Regions from separate parts of the Mus musculus genome. Here region 1 is linked to region 2. The links are chromatin loops, found by intact Hi-C in ENCODE. Cell type or tissue: heart. All regions are shown on one strand.

Evidence for each region. A loop is a pair of places that touch in the nucleus more often than their neighbours do. Peaks named below come from ENCODE experiments on the same cell type or tissue, not always from the same donor. Only the 100,000 strongest peaks of a DNase experiment are listed, where the experiment ranks them.
Region 1: a loop joins it to region 2, with 3 times the contacts of the local background. A loop is called at or near these places in 5 of 42 quality-filtered maps.

What each region holds. Positions count from the first base shown.
Region 1 is chr2:167,847,401-167,849,900 of GRCm38, forward strand. Gm32800 (a long non-coding RNA gene) reads right to left here and starts at 442. Exons shown (of 2, transcript XR_375287.2): 1 at 311-442; 2 at 1-18. Gm32845 (a long non-coding RNA gene) reads left to right here and starts at 1,007. Exons shown (of 8, transcript XR_375289.3): 1 at 1,007-1,359. In heart, a CTCF peak has its summit at 1,493; DNase peaks (open chromatin) are centred at 71 and 1,871; H3K4me3 peaks cover 425 bases; H3K27ac peaks cover 2,500 bases.
Region 2 is chr2:167,687,537-167,690,036 of GRCm38, forward strand. Cebpb (CCAAT/enhancer binding protein (C/EBP), beta) reads left to right here and starts at 1,379. Exons shown (of 1, transcript NM_009883.4): 1 at 1,379-2,500. The coding sequence starts at 1,486. The coding sequence ends at 2,376. In heart, CTCF peaks have their summits at 1,138 (motif pointing right) and 1,344; DNase peaks (open chromatin) are centred at 185, 1,515 and 2,485; H3K4me3 peaks cover 1,853 bases; H3K27ac peaks cover 1,757 bases; H3K27me3 peaks cover 928 bases.

The sequences.
Region 1 (2,500 bases), 160 kb after region 2:
GCTTCCAGCTCTGCTCCACTGTAGGTACAGTGCATGAAAAGACAAGGCAAACTATGTTTGGCCCAAGTTCCACAAGAATCCCTCTCCTCTCCCTGGCCTGTAAGTCCTTTGTGGCCCAACTGACTCTTGCCCAACCCCCACCCCAACACCATTGCTACCCAACTGTCACTTGCTCTATCCCCTGCCACCCAAATCCTTCCAATTCTGGAGCCAATAGGCTCGCTTCTCGAGGTGGCTGTCCTTTGGCCTGAGCCTCCTCCTGCCACCGTTTGCCCAGTTCCCTTTCCCCTCTACTGGAGTCTCTGGTCACCTCCTATGAAGGCCTTCCAGGACCTTCCCATCTTCGGTGCTGCCCGAAGCCCCCATGGCTCTGTTCTCCACTGTAGTCAGTTTCTACTGGCAGGCAGAGTGCGAGTTTCTCTGCATACTGTTTTTGTCTGAGTTGCAGCTAAACACTTAACAACTCATCTAGGCAAAAGGGCATGCTGGGTTTTACATTTACTGATTTCTGTGATGGAAATAATCTGTTGTTTCCACCTGATAGAGCAAGACAGGAAGTGTGGATTACTCAAGGGTATAGGAAGGGTGAGACGAACAGCAGCGCAATCCACAAACATCAAGAGAAAGAAGACAGATTAGAAGGGGAAAGAAAGAAGAGACGCTACGCGTTTGTGACCCCAGGACTTAGGAGGCTGAAGCAGGAGGGTTGTGTGTTCAAAGCCAGCCCAAGCTAAATAACAAAATCACAACTTAAAAGAGCCAAAAGAAAAGAATGTGATAGGTCCATGGAATAGTGCCTATCTTTTTAACCGTGGTTTCTCTGATGTTAAGGGCAGAGAGTGTTATGTTTGCTAAGCGCTGTTTGTGACAATCAGCTCACAAACCCCACAGGTTAGAAGTAGGGGCTCAGCAGCTCCCCAGACCTCAGGAATGGACTACAGTCTCTATCTACTTTTTAAATCCATTTCCCAAAGTCCAGAACTGGGAAAGGCATACACAGAGTCTGGGTGTGGGACAAGGCTCTGGACTGAGCCCGCATCATGCAAGAATGTTGTTTGGCTCTCAGAACATCTCAAGTATTAAGCATTGGGGCTGTAGCTTGGTTGGCAGTGTTGCCCACAACCCCCACCTGTGCCCTTGTCTAGGTTTGCAGATTCTCTGAACTGTGGGCCCAGTACCTCCTAGCCCCAAGGCTACTACTGCCTGTCAGTTGGGGCAGGAGCTGGCAGTTGCCCCAGTCCTCACCCTTCCCTGGAGTCTCGGGATGCCCTCTCAGTCACAGAAGTCAGAAGGCTGTGTGGACAGTTCAACTATCATCTCAGCCCCTGTCTCCAGACTGGACACTGTCACTGTCAGACAGTAAGCACCTTGGGGTCACGCTCTGGGGGGGGCCTTTCTCCCATGTGAGGCCAGCACACAGTCAGCCTGCAAGTCCTGGAATTCTGTTAGATCCCTCTGCTCACCAGGCTGAGCCCCCTGGCTGGAATGACTGGTACAGCCCAACCCAGTCCAAAGGAATGTGGCAAGAAGGATAGCCTAGGGCAGGGTTTAAAAATACTGTGGAGTCGGGGAGGTGGACACTCAGGAACTAGGCTGCTAGGGACAGTGCCCAGGGTGGCACTGTCTGGGATAGGCCAGTGCTCAGCATAGAAATAGCCATGGTAACATAGCCTGATTTAGAATAAAAGTGAGCAGTCAGATCTGGGTGCTAGGCAGCCTCCCTGAAGTCTCCACACCAGGGTCCCCTAGCGCAGTGAGCCTCGGAGGCTGCTGAGAGACCTCCCTGTACTGCAGCCTTAGGAGCCAGAGTGTGCCCAGCCCACCAGAGCCATGGTTAAAAATAACAGCAGACCTGCTACTGGACTTGGAAGGAGCCAGAGGTGACCTGCTTCCCACTGGGGGCCATGCTCTCCAGAGGTGTGAGCTCATGGGACTGTAATGGCCTTAGGGGGAGGAGAGCCAGCTCAAATGGGGAAAGTGAGGCTCAGAAACAGTGCTGCCTCTGTCCCTGGCCTTCTGTGCTCACTCGTGCCGGTGGGGACATCAACACCTAAGGTAACGCATGAGTAAGCAGGTGAACTAGACCCCTCCTGCTTCAGACAGCGATGGCTGCTGAGGAGAGGTTATCCAAGAGAGGACTGGGGTGAGAGAGGCTCAGCTCAGCCAGGGTAAGCATGAAGGGCAGGAGGAGGCTCTGTGAGTAGCATTTGAACCAGCAAGTGCCAAGGCCCTGGGGCTCCATCCTGCCCTGAATATGTGAAGAGAACAGAGGAGAGGTGGTGTGGCTGGGGCCATGTACACGAAGATGGAAGTGAGGCAGGGGTGTGTGCCTTTTCAAAGGAGGGCTTGTTGGGTCTGTCTCTGCAGTAGGTGGGAGCCATGGAGAGTTCTGAGCAGAAGGCAGAAGCCCTCTTGTGCATGTGGAGAATCAAGGCTAGGGCTGGAGTGAGTGGGGCACAGGGAGGTTCTGTCAAGTGCTGCTGGGCTGAAGGTGATAGAA
Region 2 (2,500 bases):
GGGGAAACTGAGGGAAAGAATACGTGCGTGCATGGCGACCTACAGGCAGGGAAGAATAGTCACCAGTGTTGGAGAAGGGAGGGCCCGTTAGTGAAGCCCCAACGTCCCACTTTACAGCCAGGCCTGGCTGGGTGGCCCTGGGGATGTCACCACGCCTCTCTGGGCCCTGATCCCTTCCTGGCCCAGAGGCTGCTGGGAAGGCCAGAAAGCCGCAGGCAGGCAGGGCTAGCGTCTTACCCTTTCCCTCCCTGCCCCCCACCCCCAAGGGCACAGGGAGATGTCATTTCTCCAGCTCTTGGGGGCGGAGGTCACCCCAGCTCAGCAGATAACACCGAAGGTTGAGCAACACCCCGCCAGCTTGCCGGGGCCAGGGCTGGGGTCAATGGGTCGGGGGTCAGCCCCTGACAGGTTGGCAGCTCCTGCTTGAGTGGCCCACCTAGGAGTGGCAGAAGGGTGGGCCCCAAGAGTTGCCCTGGGCGTCCTCAAAAGGGTCTCACCGGAGAGAGGCTGGTGATCCCAGCCCATTCAAGTGCACGGGGTGGAGGGGTTGCCTCCCCAGCTTGCAGGGTGACCGCTGGGTCCTTATGGCTGGAGTGGGGTCTACCATGCTCCCACCGCAATCACCTGAGAAGCCTCTGGGCAGGGCTGTGCAGGTCTTAGGAAGGCATCGTACTTCTCGGGGGTCCGTTTGTCTCTGATGACACCACTACTAACAATACCAACACTGTCCACGGAGGGAACTCAGAAGCAAAGTGACTCACCCAGACACAGTGTGGCAGAACCCCCAGCCCTGCCACCTTCATGGAGAGGCGCAGGGAGTGGCGTAGGCAGGTGCGGTAGGCGGGCCATACATAGGGTGGAGGGCTGGGATCCAGGACAGCGAGCATCCCCGGGGTGGGCGTGCACCTGGAGAGTTCTGCTTCCCAGGAGTTGGGGGGGGGGTCCCAGAGGTGTGGGCAGCACCTGGGTGGGAGGACATGCACCCCGTGGAAGGCTGCTTCCAGGGAATTGGGGCCCGGGGACAGCGGGCAGGATCCGAGGGTTGGGGTCGTGTAGCTGGAGGAACGATCTGTTTCCCAAGAGTTGGGGGTCCGGGACAGCGGACCGGAGCCGGGACGAGCCACCGCGTCCTCCAGCAGGGGGCGGGCGGCGGCCGCGCTCCTCCGTGTTCCCGAGGGGCGGGAAGGGGGCGGGCTGGCGTCACCCGCGTCCGTGGCCATCGCGGGGCTGGCGGGACGCCCGGGTCACCGCTCAGCCTCCCGCGCGAGGACCCCCGCCGCGCCCCACTCCCCGCCGCGCCCTCTCGCGCTCCCGTGGCCGGGCAATGACGCGCACCGACCGGGTGGCGGGGCGGCGGGAGGGGCCCCAGCGTGACGCAGCCCGTTGCCAGGCGCCGCCTTATAAACCTCCCGCTCGGCCGCCGCCGCGCCGAGTCCGAGCCGCGCACGGGACCGGGACGCAGCGGAGCCCGCGGGCCCCGCGTTCATGCACCGCCTGCTGGCCTGGGACGCAGCATGCCTCCCGCCGCCGCCCGCCGCCTTTAGACCCATGGAAGTGGCCAACTTCTACTACGAGCCCGACTGCCTGGCCTACGGGGCCAAGGCGGCCCGCGCCGCGCCGCGCGCCCCCGCCGCCGAGCCGGCCATTGGCGAGCACGAGCGCGCCATCGACTTCAGCCCCTACCTGGAGCCGCTCGCGCCCGCCGCGGACTTCGCCGCGCCCGCGCCCGCGCACCACGACTTCCTCTCCGACCTCTTCGCCGACGACTACGGCGCCAAGCCGAGCAAGAAGCCGGCCGACTACGGTTACGTGAGCCTCGGCCGCGCGGGCGCCAAGGCCGCGCCGCCCGCCTGCTTCCCGCCGCCGCCTCCCGCCGCGCTCAAGGCGGAGCCGGGCTTCGAACCCGCGGACTGCAAGCGCGCGGACGACGCGCCCGCCATGGCGGCCGGTTTCCCGTTCGCCCTGCGCGCCTACCTGGGCTACCAGGCGACGCCGAGCGGCAGCAGCGGCAGCCTGTCCACGTCGTCGTCGTCCAGCCCGCCCGGCACGCCGAGCCCCGCCGACGCCAAGGCCGCGCCCGCCGCCTGCTTCGCGGGGCCGCCGGCCGCGCCCGCCAAGGCCAAGGCCAAGAAGACGGTGGACAAGCTGAGCGACGAGTACAAGATGCGGCGCGAGCGCAACAACATCGCGGTGCGCAAGAGCCGCGACAAGGCCAAGATGCGCAACCTGGAGACGCAGCACAAGGTGCTGGAGCTGACGGCGGAGAACGAGCGGCTGCAGAAGAAGGTGGAGCAGCTGTCGCGAGAGCTCAGCACCCTGCGGAACTTGTTCAAGCAGCTGCCCGAGCCGCTGCTGGCCTCGGCGGGCCACTGCTAGCGCGGCGCGGGTGGCGTGGGGGGCGCCGCGGCCACCCTGGGCACCGTGCGCCCTGCCCCGCGCGCTCCGGCCCCGCGCGCGCGCCCGGACCACCGTGCGTGCCCTGCGCGCACCTGCACCTGCA